Linked DNA regions of Homo sapiens: region 1 is linked to region 2. A link is a contact called in ENCODE Hi-C data. All regions are on one chromosome and are shown on one strand. Each heading gives the region's core, a stretch centred on a gene start or an enhancer-like site at or near the end of the contact. The rest is flanking DNA. Distances are from core to core; before and after follow the strand shown.

Region 1 (7,331 bases), core at 3,896-6,395, 7.4 Mb after region 2:
AAAAATTTAAAACTTGTTTGAGCCTCCAAAAATTATCTAGTCTGCAGCCACCAAATTTTTTCCTCCTAGTCATAGTGACTCCCCTTTAAAACTCCTCATGATTCCACACTAAAGAGGCTCAAAGCATCTTTAGTTGCAGCCATTATAAGGAAAAGAACCCTGCCAGTTCACCTACTGTCATGTAAAGTCCTGAAACAGGAGTTCCTAAGATGCTTTTTTTTTTTAACCTAGTTGGAAGATGTTTTTATGCCTAATTTCTTATGTTTGGTTGACTTCTGCAAGTATTTATATCTTATCATGATTTCAATATAGACATCAGCAGCTTAGGTTTAGAACAATTAAAAAGTATGTTTAATGACATTATGTGAATTAAATGTCTCCACTCAAACAGGTCCTTAGGACAAATTTTGATGACTAATTCTGGGCTGAGGCAAACACACTTAGAGTTGCCAATAGTTTGGCTGAAACGTGTTGCTCAATATTTTTCTATGCCAGTCTTCAGCCACTTTACCCTTTTAAAAATTCTATCTCTACCTAAAGGTACAAAGAACAGAAGCAAGTTTATGAAAAACACAGCGAAAAAAATGAGAGAATTACATAGACTTTTGCATCTGTCCCCAGGCACTTTACACACAGGGCAAAGGGACACAGGATTTAAGGGAATTTTGCTGGAAAGGAGGGGTTCAACTAAGAAACATCATGAATTCTTTCTGCACTACAATTGTATGAAAAGGGCAAAAGGTGAGGCATGAAAAGGAAACAGGTCCATTGACTAAGTAAAGTGATAGAAAATTGAGTTTGAAATGACAAAATTGTGTTAACTGCATTTAGTTTACTGTTTCTTACATCCTCTCTTATTTCCCTTTTCTCAATACATTGTACTATTCTTAGCCACTGTTTTATTACAAATAAAACCTTCACAGGAAACAGAAGGTTAGAAGAATCTGAAAATCATTCTTTCCCTTATAATTCTTGACTTTTAGATGATAAATCCAGTTTTTCTAGCAGTATGTTAAAATTAGAAGATTCATCTGAATATATTTAGGCTTAAAACAAACTTTATTCACAAAACACAGCTATATCTATATAAAAAAAGCTAACTTCACCTCAAAATAATTCAGATTATATTCTTTTTTTTTTTCCTGTTTCTCCTTCCCTTTTTTTTCCTTTTTTTTTTAAAGTGATGGGGTCTCACTCTGTTGCCCAGGCTGGACTTGAATTCCTGGTCTTGAGGGATCCTCCTGCCTCTGCCTCCTAAGTAGCTGGGACTTCACGTGTGCACCACCATGCCCAGCCAGATTATCCTTTCTGAGTTTGCTACACGGAGGGGTAACTCATTTACCTATGTAGATCCAATTCCACGTAGGGAAAAATGAGTTTCTCTTTAATCAATTCCCAAATGATTCGTGTCATTTCATCTCCTTGCATCTCTACCACAGAACCGCCACTGATTTTTTTGGACATTTTGACTTCAATAAACCTAAAAAGAAAAAAAAAATACATGCCTTGTCATTTATTTCATTATAAAGTGAAATATATAAACAACGTAGTGTTTATATAAACAACGTAGTGACTACTAAAAGAACAATTCATGCAATTCAATTTATGTGTAGTTGAATAAAAAGCTAGTAACAGCAATTCTATTTACCATTAGAATTGAGTATCTTCTCTGAACAAAGTATTGTGTTATGTTTCACACGCGGTTTCTGAGCTAGCCCTCATAACAATCCAAAAAAATGGCCATCATTTCCCCATTTTACTTTGTTAAAAAAAAAAGAGCTTTCCCAAGGCCACCTAGCTAGAGCGTGGCAGAGCCTGACCCTATAACGTGCCCTTCATAATGCAATCATTATTCTCAACTACTGGTTTGTCTTAAGAAATGAGATTATTTCCACAATCTCATGTTTATTGAACACTTCAGTCCAACTCATCATTTTACTGGGCTCTCAAGATGTCCAGAATGGTGAGTGCTAGCATTTCTCCTCCTTTAAGAGGCTGTTTTTGTTATTTAATAAAAATAACTAGCCATGAGGAGATTCAGCTGGTTCCTGTGACCCATATTCAGGGAAACTTTAAGTCTAAAAGCGAGACGAAGAATTCCTGGTGGAACTGTTTTCCTAGAGATAACACAGACATTGGAGATGTGGGGCTAAATACAACAAAGTGATTTCTCAATTAGAAGAATCTCTATACAGTAGGGCCACTGCCCAGGACCCAAGCATGTCCCTGTCATCTTCTTCTGGCTGTTCACAGGCAAGGGTAAGCTGCTAGTGAGTGGGATAGGACAAACTGTGCATTGTCCTAGGAAGACAGCACTTTAAGGATAGGGTGTGGGGGTAGCATATACAAATCAATCTGATTCTCAGAAAGTGCAAGGTTGGACGCTTTGGAAGAAATGAAACTGTCCCAGCTTGTCCCTAGAGGCAGAAGAAGCTCTGAGCCTGCTAAAAGTTATCTATTCCTTCTAATGATGCTCTAATCGAAACTCTTTTTTAATCCAACAACACAGCTGCAAATTGCTTTTATTCTCTTAAGGACTAAAAAAGTCAAGAGAATTGACTTTAAAGAATTATTAGATAAGAAGCCTAAAATAGTCTTTCTTGAAAAATTGAGCTAAAGTAATTTGGTCTTTAAATAAAAATGTAATGATTAGTAGACAGTAAGCGTCTGTTTCTTGACAAGCCTGGATGTATTTCCAATCCCCAGGCCCATTTTCACTTCCCAAATTCGCAATTCTAGAATTCTTCTTACTAGTGTTTAGGAGATTCCTTTGGGGGAACCTTCTGGAACTGAACTAGACTAAAAGAAATGAACAGAATGGTGTGGATGAGTCAATTACTTCCCATTTGTAATGTCAAGTATAATTTGTAGTACAGCTGAAAGCATATGATTCAGTTCATGTTTGATTCCACTGTCACACCTATCCTTGTTTTAAAACAAAGCAAAAAAGGAGGCAGTGAACTTATCTGGTTCCTGATAATACACTTCCATGGCCATGTCCCTATATAGTATGATGCAACAGTCATGACATGGCAATTTATTCTTGATGGCAAATACAGTTAATAGAGGTCAAATATTGTACCTAAAATGTGAAGACTGATATCTTTTTAGTTCACTATTTCCTTCTCAGTTAAAGCAACTGTACTCTCTGCAGTAATCTTTCTTTATCTCATAATGCATACTTCAGACGCTTCAGGTTTTCCTCACATTACTTAGCCATGAAATTTTTACCATCTTTTAACTAAAACAGTGAAGCTTTATTGTTACTACCATGTGGAACATAATTGTATTTCTTCTGGATCTGATTTCCATGGGATGGGCTTGAGGCCCCACTGGACTGACTTCTCCACCTTTGTTGCCCCTCAGATTTTGTCTCCAACCCAATCCCAACTTCAGAAGGAAGGGCTGTTCCAAGACCAGCAGGCACCAGCTCATATGAAGTAGCTGAATCCTATCTCCTAACATAATTGTGCAATTCCAGAAAATAAACCTGGAATAACAATACAGAGTAGTTTAATGAAAAAAAAGAGCCATTTAATATTATTTTCATCAACCTCAAGTTTTTGGCCAGATTGTTTTTTGCCGAGTTCATGAACTACAATAATTTCTGGGCAAAAAGGATCTCTTGCAGATAAGACACTGTATTAAAAGAAACAAGGAAGCTGTTGGAATTCGTTGTTGGAAATATTCCTCACTCATTCCCTTGCAGTGCCTCGGCCTGCCCCCAAGACCAGTTAAACACTGTACTGCCACATCAAAGAAAGTACAGAAGAAGGGGGAAAATTTGCTAATTCTCACCTTGACAGTGAATAGATTTCTTATCACCCCAGTTCCTCCCAGTCTTGCAGACTCAACTGAATGTAGTTTATCGCCTAAAACAAAACAAGGAATAAAAGTGTTAACATACAGAACACTCACAGGAGAATTTAGCTGTTTTTAGTACCTGCCAGACAGCCCAGTTTATCCGGTTTAAAGTACAGTGCTGAGTGTACTCGGTGGGACAAAGGCCAATTTTAGGCCCGCAGGCACTTTCCAAATAAAGGTCATGGGAGCACAATTTATCTCTGCGTGTGCGAGGGCGTGCCCCCGCTTCGCCGCCCGTTAGCAGGTCTTGGGGTTTGCATGTCCTTGCTCTTGGCCTGCACCCGTCCTTATGGCCGTTGTGCAAGAGGGCTGCAATCAAGGCTGGATCGGTACCTCCTTCCAGGTCTCCACGCCCGCCCCTCCCCTCCCCTCCCCTCGCTGGTGCTGGGACCTTTTAAACTCCAGGCACCCGGAACTGGCGGGGGTGTTTCCCCCAGCCCCCTCTCGCCCCGTGTGGCCTAGCGACCCCTCTGAAGGCCGCTGGAGCTCCGCCCCTCCACGCCCCCTGGCGGACGCGAGGGATCGGCTTCAAGGCTATTCCTCGCCGCCTGAGTTGCCTGCAGACGCCCGTCTGCGGCTTACAGCCTTCTTTGCATCCAGCCCCCAGCTGCTGCACGTTTTCTTCCTCCTACACTCCAGGCTTAGTCTTCTACATGCATTCTTGCAACTTCCACCCCTCGATTTTCCAACCCAAGTGCAGACCTGATTTTCCCCTTGTCGTTGCATCCAACTTCCTCACCGCCCAGTTTCTCCCTCCCAGGCCCAAAAGCAGACCTTCTGCATATCCAAGCATCCAGCATCCCCTCCTTCCCTTTTCTTTTCCCATTCTCAATACCTGGATTTGTTCCCTTCTTTGCACGCAGGCCTTGACTCCCTCCACACCCAAGATCTGCGCTTTTTTCCTTTACCCCATTCCTGCCTTCTGCGGAATTAGAGCCACCCCTCCACAGCCAGGGACCGGGGCCGCCCCTTGGAGCCTGAGGTTACCTGCCGGGATGATATGCTGGCGAAGAGTTGGGGCGCCACAGCCGCTCACAAGCTCAGACTCACAACCACAGCCTGGCAATCCCAAACCGGACTCCCAGTGCCTCCGCTTCTGAAGTAGACTCTGCAGAAACCCGGGACCACAGGGTAGGTCCGAGCTTTTCCTCTTCCCGGCTTTGTCCCCTCCCAGGCCCCGCCTCCTCAGCCCACCTCCCCCAGCCCCGCCCCCGACACGCCTCCAATCGCCACACGCCAATTCCCGTGGGATGGGCGGAGTCAGCGAGAGGGGCGTGGCCACAGTCAAAGATGGAGAATCCATGGTGCCACTTTCCCGGTGATCCCGGTGGGGGAAGGGGTTGCCGCCCGGCAGAGATTCAGTCCCGAATCCCGACAGCGAAGAGACTTGTATGCCACCTGCAGGCCGGGGAGCGGGGCGCGCTGGGGCTGCACCACCCCGAACTTTGTAACAATCTAGAGCACCACAGAGTGTTTCCAGGTCGGCACAAAAGCGAACGGGACAGGGCGCCCTGGGCGGCGGCAGCTTGGCCGGCCCGCTGCCTAGCGCGCCCCCGAGGGGCGGTAATGGAACGTACCTTTGGCTGAAGAAAGAGTGCTCCCGGCCAGCGCGGGGTCGCCTAGGGGGTTCCGCGCTGCCTAATGCAAAGGATGGAAAAGTTACAGAAGCAGGTCCTGACACCACCTATGTCTAGGTCTTTAGAAACTCCATTGATTGTTTGCATTAGAAGATAATGAATGGGATTCTTATTATTTTCTTTTTTAAGACAGGGCCTTGCTCTGTTGCCCTGGCTGGAGTGCAGTGGAGCGATCACCGCTCACTGCAGCCTTGACTTCCTGGGCTCAAGAGATCCTCCCACCTCAGCCTTCCGAGTAGCTGGGATTACAGGTGCACACAATCACACTCAACTAATTTTTCTTTCTTTCTTTTCTTTTCTTTTTCCTTTGGTAGAGATGGGTTTCAGCAGCCCAGGCTGGTCTCGAACTCCTGGACTCAAGTGATTGGCCCTCCTCGGCCTCCCAAAGTCCTGGGATTACAAGCGTGAGCCACCATGCTCAGTTGGCGGGGGATTATCTGTGATCCAATGAAGTTGGACTAGAGATGTGAAGCCTTAGAAAACGGTGGATTGAAAAAAGAATTTTAGTCTCCTCCAGAGATTATATTTTGTGTGTTCATTGCTCTCAAAAACATGAAAATAAAGAGTATTTTATATTGTGATTTGTAGGACAATAGCATGCTTGTATATTGCTGCCCAGAATTTAATGCTCCAATATTTATTTATTTATTTATTTATTTATGAGACAGAGTCTTGCCCTGACAGGCTGGTGCAGTCTCGGCTCACTGCAACTTCCGCCTCCTGGGTTCAAGTGATTCTCCTCTTTCAGCTTCCCAAGTAACTGGGACTACAGGTGTGCCACCATGCTAAGCTAATTTTTGTATTTAGTAGAGACGGTGTTGCACCATGTTGGCCAGGTTGGTCTCGAACTCCTGACCTCAAGTGATCCGCCTGCCTCGGCCTCCCAAAGTGCTGGAATTACAGGCGTGAGCCACCGTGCCCAGCCTCCAAAATTTATTTTAAAAAATTATCTCTAACATTGAATTAGTACATTATTCTTTGAAGATAAACTGATCTACGTGGTACTACTCAAGGTGCACTTTGGACACCAGAGGGCACTGGTATTTTTCCCGAGAGAAAAGAAAAAAGCATACACCTTGTCAACTTGGTTTTTGAGGTGGCTTAAGGGATATTGGCAGCCACCTCCATTTATTCCTGTAGAACTGTTTAGAGAGGTATATGAGCTTTTTGAAGGGGGTCTGACCCTCCACACCTGTGGGTATTTCTCATCAGGTGGAGCCGAGAGACTGAGAAAAGAAATAAGACACAGAGACAAAGTATATAGAAAGAACAGTGGGCCCAGGAGACTGGCGCTCAATGTGCAAGGACCCGCACCAGCGCTGGTCTCTGAGTTCCCTCAGTATTTATTGATCACTATTTTTACTATCTTGGCGAGGGGAGTGTGGCAGGGCAACAGGGTGATGGTGGGGAGAAGGTCAGCAGGAAACATGTGAGCAAAGGAATCTGTATCATGAATAAGTTCAAGGAAAGGTACTACGCCTGGATGTACACATAGGCTAGATTTATGTTTCACTTTACACAAACATCTCAGTGTAGCAAAGAGTAACAGAGCAGTATTGCTGCCAGCATATCTCGCCTCCAGCCACAGGGCGGTTTTCTCCTATCTCAGAATAGAACGAATGGTCAGCTTTACACTGAGACATTCCATTCCCAGGGACGAGCAGGAGACAGAAACCTTCCTCTTAACTGCAAAGAGGCCTCCCTCTTTCACTACTCCTCCTCAGCACAGACCCTTCACGGGTGTCAGGCTGGGGGATGTAAGGCCTTTCCTTTCCCACAAGGCCATATCTCAGGCTGTCTCAGTTGCGGGAAAGCTTGGACAATACCCAG
Region 2 (7,245 bases), core at 840-3,339:
TTAAAACGTGGCAAAAATAGAAGATAAGCTTTGTGAGGCCATAGGCGTAACATGTCACTATCTCTACTGGTCTCTAGCTGAATAAATATTTGTTGAATGAATAAATAAGATCTTGGTGGTAAGGCGGTGCATTATAATGGTGAAGCCAGACTGCTTGGGTTCAACTGGACCTCTTCCACTTACTAGCGCTATGATCTTAGACAAGTTACCTGACCTCGATGCCTCGGCTTTTCCATCTGTAAAATGGGACTAATAATAGTGTCTAGATTACAGGGTAGTTTTCAGGATGAAATGGGGTTACTACATAAAGTGCATAGAAGAGGGCCTGATACATATAGGGACATATTAGTTATCATTTTTATTTGTGAAACGTTGTCCTTTAACAGAACTTCAGATGTGAAAAATACAGTTCTGGGGGAAGAGCAATTGACAGCACTGACAGTGTTAAATTAGCCATGAAGTGAAGATGCCAGATAGTGTGGACTGGGGCCTTGGGAGAAAGGAAGGGGCTAGACACTTAGAGATCAGACTCCAGCCACTTCCCTCTGCTCCCCACAGCCCTCCCAATCACACTAGCTTCTTGCAGTTCCTCCAACAGATGCAGTTTGTTTCCTGCCTCCTTCCCACTGCTGTTGCCTCAACTTGGAAGGGCATAGAGCCTGGATTTAACAAATATTTGCTTAATGATTCAGTAGATGATCTTGGAACTCTTTTAAGTGGAGTAAATGTTAAATCCTTGAGAATGTATGAGACTGCCATAGAAGAAAGTATCCAGAAAGAAAAGGTATCAGTACAGAAAAGAAGAGTCAGAAAATACCGTGCAAAGGCACATTCAGAACGTAACCAGGATAGCTGGAGCCAGGATTCAAGGAGAGAGGTAGGTAACATTCAATGCTCAGAGGAGGCAAACAGGGTGAAGAATAAAACACTGGGTTTGGCAATAATTTCAGGAACGAACGCTGAGAAAGTCATTTTTCCATGAAGTTGCGGGGGGGTGGGGTAGAGGTCAGATAGTTAATTAGGGAAAAGAAGTCAACAAACTATTTTATCAAAAGGTTTAGGGAAGAGAAGCCACTCTCCTCCTACCAGAGAGTGAGGAAGCAACTGGAGAGAAGTAAACTACTGTACAGTGAATAAAAACATGGGGCTACATCCTAGAGGCGCTGTGCATCTTTATCTGCACAGAGTTTTGTCACGTCCACAGTGCTTTTCACACGCACTATCTAATCTGATCGTACCCCAGCTCCCTGATGATATAGCCTCTAACTGAGGGGTTCTCAAGGTGCGGACCAGCAGCAGCATCACAGATAACTTGTTGGAAATGCACATTCATGGGTTCCACACCAGGCCTACAGAATGAGAAACTACGGGTGGGGCCCAGCAGTCTGTTATAACAAGTCCTCCAAGGGATTCTGATGCTCTCCAAGTCCCCATAGCCACCACACTCGGGAGACAACCGCTGCAGCGCGCAGGGACCGCGGTTGGAGGACAGAATTTCCCCTTCTCAATCTTCGGCCTGTGTCCTCTTCGCTCTTAAGGGAGGTAGTGAACAATGAGACAGCCCCTCAGAGAAAAGTCGCCAGGCAGGGGACTCAGCTGGAGCGAACTCCGCCCATCCCGGCCAGGGCGGAGGCGAGGTGCGGATTCCTTCCCCAAACCACGCCCCCATGCCCGCCCCCAGCCTCCGCCCCCGCACGACCCGAGGGCCCCCCGCCCTCGGGCTTCGACTTCCGGTGCTGGAGGAGGGGGCCGGCGGCGAGGGACTCCAGGAGGACGCGTCCAACTTCGAGACCGGCGGGGGCCGGCTCCGCTCTTCCAACCCCTCCATGTGTGAAGAGGGCGGACGACGCAGCGGGGGAAGAAAAATAAGCTAGTCTAGGACAAGTGTCCAGGCGACGTGGAACCCAGTAAGGGAATAAAGAAGACTGGAAACGTCTCTCCCCTCCCCTATCCCAGTCCCTCACCCTAATCCGCGCGCAATAGAAAAGGCGGAAGCGCCTGTCCACGATCAGGGCGGGGCAAGGGGAAGAAATCTCGCGATAGGAGAGCGGTCCGGGCGGGGGTGGCACCTCTCCCTCCTCCTGGCGTTAGTTCCGGTCGCAGAGGAGACACCGCCGCAGTTGCCGGTACATCGGGGATTTCTGGCTCTTTCCTCTTCGCCTTAAATTCGGTGAGACGCGGCGCCCCGCTCACCCCGGGCGGACGCTGCGGGTCGTGGACGCCGGGCAGAGGGAGAGGGAGGCGGCGGGCTGGATGCGGCCCGGCTTGGATGGGCCCGAACGGAGGTCGCCTCTTGAGGCCGGGCCGGATCTAGGGCCTGAAAGGCCGCCGCTTCGGCAGGGAGGCCGAGGGGTAGCGGCGGCCCGGGTGGGGAGGTGGGGTCCGGGTGTGCGCCGCGGCGCTGGCTGCGAAGGCAGTGGCCGAGGCGGGCTCCCTCTGGGCCGTGCCCGGCCTGGCTAACAAAGCCGCCGCGGCCTCTGTTGTGTGATGTACGCGTGGGGGCTTCCGGCGGGCGGGGCGGAGGGGCTGCCACCCACCACCGCTGCGGCCGCCGCCTCCGCCGCTGCTTTCGCTGGAGGGCGGGCGGATGTACGGGGCGCCTGGGGCCCCGGCGCAAAGCGCCTCAGTGACTGTGGTCCGCTCGTTGCGGCGGCCGCCACCGCAGGCGACAGGGTCAGTGGAGAAAGAGCCGCGGGACCCTACGGCGCCCCGCTGTGGCCGATGGGGTCCTGGGCGGGAAGCGGGTGATCTGTGGCTCGGGCGGGAGGCATGGGAAGGGTGTGGATTGGGAGACACGTTACCGGGGAGGAGGCTAGGACTGTGGGATATGGGCGAAGGAGGCTGGGCTGGCTGTTAGTTTTGCAGGCCTGAGTGGTGCAAGGCGGCCGCTGTTGCGGTCACAGGCATGACCTAGGGTAGGATGGTGCTGCCCGTAACCAGGCTTGTCAGAAGAAGGGGTTCACCTTTTGACAGTGTTTTAGAATTGGCATACACATTTTGGATGCCTGCTGACTATGGTGATAATCTCTCTTTGCGTTCTGCGATGCTTAGTGGTCGTGGAAGATGTAAGTGAATGTAAAGAGGAATGTGGAGAAAACTGAACAATTAGGTTTATGACGGGTGATCACTGTAGCACTACAATGTCGCTTAAAAGTAGTTCACAGCACTAATTTGAAGGGTTTCTTGTAGAGAGAAATGCACATTTTGACGTACATTTGATTCAAGTGCAGGTAATTCTTTGTGCCTGTATCGGGTATAATTGCCAGCTTTATATCCTGAGAGTGGGTGTTCCATTTGATTCATATGTGACTAGACTAAGGTTTGATGTTTTGCTTTAAAAATTAGTATTATGGCACTGATATTAAGGCTTTATTTCTCCTTTCCTAGGGTGTCTTTTATGAATAATCAAAAGCAGCAAAAGCCAACGCTATCAGGCCAGCGTTTTAAAACTAGAAAAAGAGGTAAATATTTACGTTTTAATGTCTCTCTTCAAACCTCCAGAACATCTTGTGTATCTTGCCTTCTCTGACAGGTACTTGCATATTACTAAAGCCTCAAAAGAAGATACCAGAAAGAAACTTGAATTTCTCGTTGACTGCCATTTCACATACACCTTTAATATTTCTACTGCTTTACTGCTCAAGCCTTAATTTTTAGTATCAATATATCTCTAAGCCGGTTAGTGAATCTTCTTTTCGGTGTGAAGGTAAAATATTTTTAAAAATAAAAATAAGGGCTCTGTTTTCACTAGCAGGCAGTCTCATTTAAGCAAACTTAAATGAGCAAAAATGTTAATTTATAAAAGGAGAACTCCTAATGTAGTCACCCAGATTTTGTGAAGATTTGTGAGAGAAAACTCAGACTTCACCCATGGAAGTTAATTGTGGAACAGGATTCACATTGTAATGTCTTTTGAAATACAGACTTAGTAGAAAAAGTATTAGAATTATATTACTATTTTTTTTTTGCATTAGTGTGTACTTAGGTGAGTATTGAATTCTGTAGCAAAGTGCTGTGCTAGTGATATAAAGCTAAATAAGACGTAGTCTCAGATATATTTTTACTGTTTTTGGTCAAAAGCATATTAACCTTGTTTTACAGGTGGTTTTGAGGAAATGAAGAACTAGGTCAGCTACTGGTTATAAGTTGTGTTTTTCTTTTTCTTCCTTAAGTAGCAGACATTTTGAGATATATATTGTAGAATTTTAAAATCACTAATCATAGGCTGTCTGTCCCCTTGTAGTAGTGGTGGGGAGACCAAAGTGTGATTTGATTCTAATCTTTGCAGATTCATTTAGATTTAGCTGGTAAATTTTCTTAAGGAGCTGGAGTTGTAAACTAGAACAGTTTGGCAGTAAAATGGGAAAGTGTATCTCTTGAATATGTGGGTTACTGATGTTACCTTGATACAAATAATAGCAAGTAGCTTTAGCATTCTTATTATTAGCATCAGGGAGAGATGTAACTTCCCCGGTTCCAGATAGAGATGATTCGTGGCCTGGCTGTTGATGGTTAGGGTACTGGGTAGGGTATACAACACTCCCTGTCTGGGACTGAGGGAGTTTCCAGACACAAGACTTTCAGTGCTAAAACCAGGAAAGTGCTGGGCACTCAGAGGTGTTTGTCACCCTAGTACTGTGTGAACAGATGTCATCTAGCCTAGATTGGGAAAGCAAAACCCTATTATGAAGTGTGTGAAAGCAACTCAGTAAAGGTCAGGTATGTGCACAAGGCTGTGGTCTGGGAGCTTTCTATTTTATTAATGTCATTTGGTATTTACAACAACTTTATGGGATAGGTACTATTCTTATCCCCATTTTACAGTAGGGGAATTCTGGCATGGCGAGTGAGACTATTTGCTTGAATTCAGGTGGTTAAATGGTGGTCAGGATTTGAATCAGGCAGTTTAACTCCAGAGCCCATGTACTGAACTACTACACAATATAGTCTCTTGATTACCTAATTTCTCTGACTCTCAGTTTTCCTTCTGAATAATAGGGGGAAAAATCTGCCTCACAAGGTTGTTAACAGGATTAAAGCAAATGCTTAATATAGTTTCTGTCATTGGGTGCTCATTAAATGTACTTTCTAAAGCTCACCTTCATAAATGCCAAAGGATTGGTTCAATTTTTTTGTTTGTTTAATATTATGGACATTTAAGGAAAAGGATCAAGAGCTCCAGTGTCTGGACAAAACCCAAAGGAATAAAATGTACCTGTTAGAGGATGGCCTAAATTTTGGAAAAGCCAAGAGGCAGTAGGAGGGCGTTCCCAGTAGAAATTGGCTTATGGCAGTAGGAACACAAGACACTAGCACATTTAGATCACTTGTGAAATTATTTGAAAAGTTGCACAATTCTTGTGAGTGGGCCATCTTGTCTTACACTTGCAGAGGGGAAACATGCAAAGGATGTGAATTTAATCTAACTTATTTAACAATTGCATCTTCATAAGGTGATAGTTTTGTGGCATTTTGGTAAATCTTTTAAAACTAAATGTTTTGGGTCCCTTGTCCCCCCAGATGAAAAAGAGAGGTTTGACCCTACTCAGTTTCAAGACTGTATTATTCAAGGCTTAACTGAAACCGGTACTGATTTGGAAGCAGTAGCTAAGTTTCTTGATGCTTCTGGAGCAAAACTTGATTACCGTCGATATGCAGAAACACTCTTTGACATTCTGGTGGCTGGTGGAATGCTGGGTAAGTGTCTGTGGTTTGTGGGCTTAATAATTTAGAAAGGTATAATATATGGAGATTATGGAGAGTCTAGAATATGAACTATTTGGCAAACTTGTTAAAATGGAGTGATTTTTTTGGTTTTGTTGTATTTTGGTTTTATCCAACTTTAGCCCCAGGTGGTACACTGGCAGATGACATGATGCGTACAGATGTCTGCGTGTTTGCAGCCCAAGAAGATCTAGAGACCATGCAAGCATTTGCTCAGGTAAATGAAACTTTACATAATTGTTTTCAGTTGGCTACTATCCATGTGGTATATTTGAGGAATATTCTACTTTTAAGAGTTGTGGTTAGAAAGTTGAAGGAATTTGATTTTAAATTTTAGGGATACTGTTCTTGGTGCAACGGGATGAATTAGAAACTTAAGGTGTGTTAAGGCGAACAAAATAGGGAAAAATGAAATTAACTCTTCTGTTCCTATTTGTCCTGAAATTACTCAATTTTTAAGAAAAATGTCAAGCTGGAAAAGTCAGTTTCGTATTGTGATTTCTCTAGTTTATCTGCATACATTTATTTTTAAAGTTAAATGAGTTGTGAGCTGATTAGCTTGTTAATCAAGATCTCATTGGAAAGTTTCATACGTAGTTATGTTTGTGTTACTGTAAGCAAAGAATTAAAGTACATCTAACCTGGACATTCTTATGTGTCACTAGGAATTCTTCTCAAGCTGGTTTAAGCAGCTCATAAACTTACATCGAGTGAAAGGTTTACTACTTTGCTATTCTAGAAATATATGAAGTTACTGAATTCATTTAATGTTCTTCATAGGTTTTTAACAAGTTAATCAGGCGCTACAAATACCTGGAGAAAGGTTTTGAAGATGAAGTAAAAAAGGTATGAGTAATAATGTACTTTGTGGAAAAGAAAAAAATAGGGTTAGAAAGAGGAATGTTAAATCCTAATTCCGCCACAGATTTGGAGTAATTTTGCTTGTTTGTTTGGGTTGTTTTTTGAGACAGAGCCTCACTCTGTGTCCCAGGCTGGGGGTGCAGTGGCTCAGTCTCAGCTCACTGCAGCCTTTGCCTCCCGGGTTCAAGCGATTCTCGTGCCTCAGCCTCCCGAGTAGCTGGGATTACAGGCATGTGCCACCATGCCCAGCTAATTTTCTGTTTTTAGTAGAGACAGGGTTTCACCATGTTGGCTAGGCTGGCCTTGAACTCCTGGCCTCAAGTGATCTGCCCTCGGCCTCCCAAAGTGCTGGGGTTATAGGTGTGAGCCAACACGCCTGGCCCAATATTGCATATAGATGCCCAGAAAACTTGATATGTTTATCAAGCACCAGGCACTGTTCTAATGATACTAATTCACTCAATGTTTATAAAAACCCTGTGAGGCAAGTTTTATTATCCACATTTTACATGTGAGGTGCAGAGGTTAAGTAACTTGCCCGAGATCATTCAGCTAATGAGTATTGTAACTTAGATGTAAACTTGGATGGTTAGATCCCAGAGCCCACGTATTGAACAGGTAGCCAGTATAACATGCTTTACTGCTTCTCTTATTGTAATG

Evidence for each region. A loop is a pair of places that touch in the nucleus more often than their neighbours do. Pooled maps may share reads with other maps.
Region 1: a loop to region 2 is called in a pooled map, with 8 times the contacts of the local background. The contact joins the promoter of IDH1-AS1 here to the promoter of BZW1 in region 2. A Hi-C loop is called at or near these places in 5 of 50 pooled maps.

What each region holds. Positions count from the first base shown.
Region 1 is chr2:208,250,088-208,257,418 of GRCh38, forward strand. It overlaps IDH1-AS1 (IDH1 antisense RNA 1), which reads left to right and starts at 5,146. Exons shown (of 2, transcript NR_046452.1): 1 at 5,146-5,344; 2 at 5,816-6,107. IDH1 (isocitrate dehydrogenase (NADP(+)) 1) reads right to left here and starts at 4,984. Exons shown (of 10, transcript NM_005896.4): 1 at 4,852-4,984; 2 at 3,799-3,872; 3 at 1,343-1,480. The coding sequence starts at 1,464. RefSeq lists a silencer at 4,129-4,238 and an enhancer at 4,692-5,218.
Region 2 is chr2:200,809,821-200,817,065 of GRCh38, forward strand. It overlaps BZW1 (basic leucine zipper and W2 domains 1), which reads left to right and starts at 2,090. Exons shown (of 12, transcript NM_001207067.2): 1 at 2,090-2,170; 2 at 3,388-3,461; 3 at 5,521-5,697; 4 at 5,847-5,941; 5 at 6,505-6,570. The coding sequence starts at 3,398. It overlaps BZW1-AS1 (BZW1 antisense RNA 1), which reads right to left and starts at 2,350. Exons shown (of 4, transcript NR_110275.1): 1 at 1,965-2,350. RefSeq lists enhancers at 1,304-1,563, 2,412-2,927, 2,928-3,443 and silencers at 1,614-1,763, 2,294-2,663.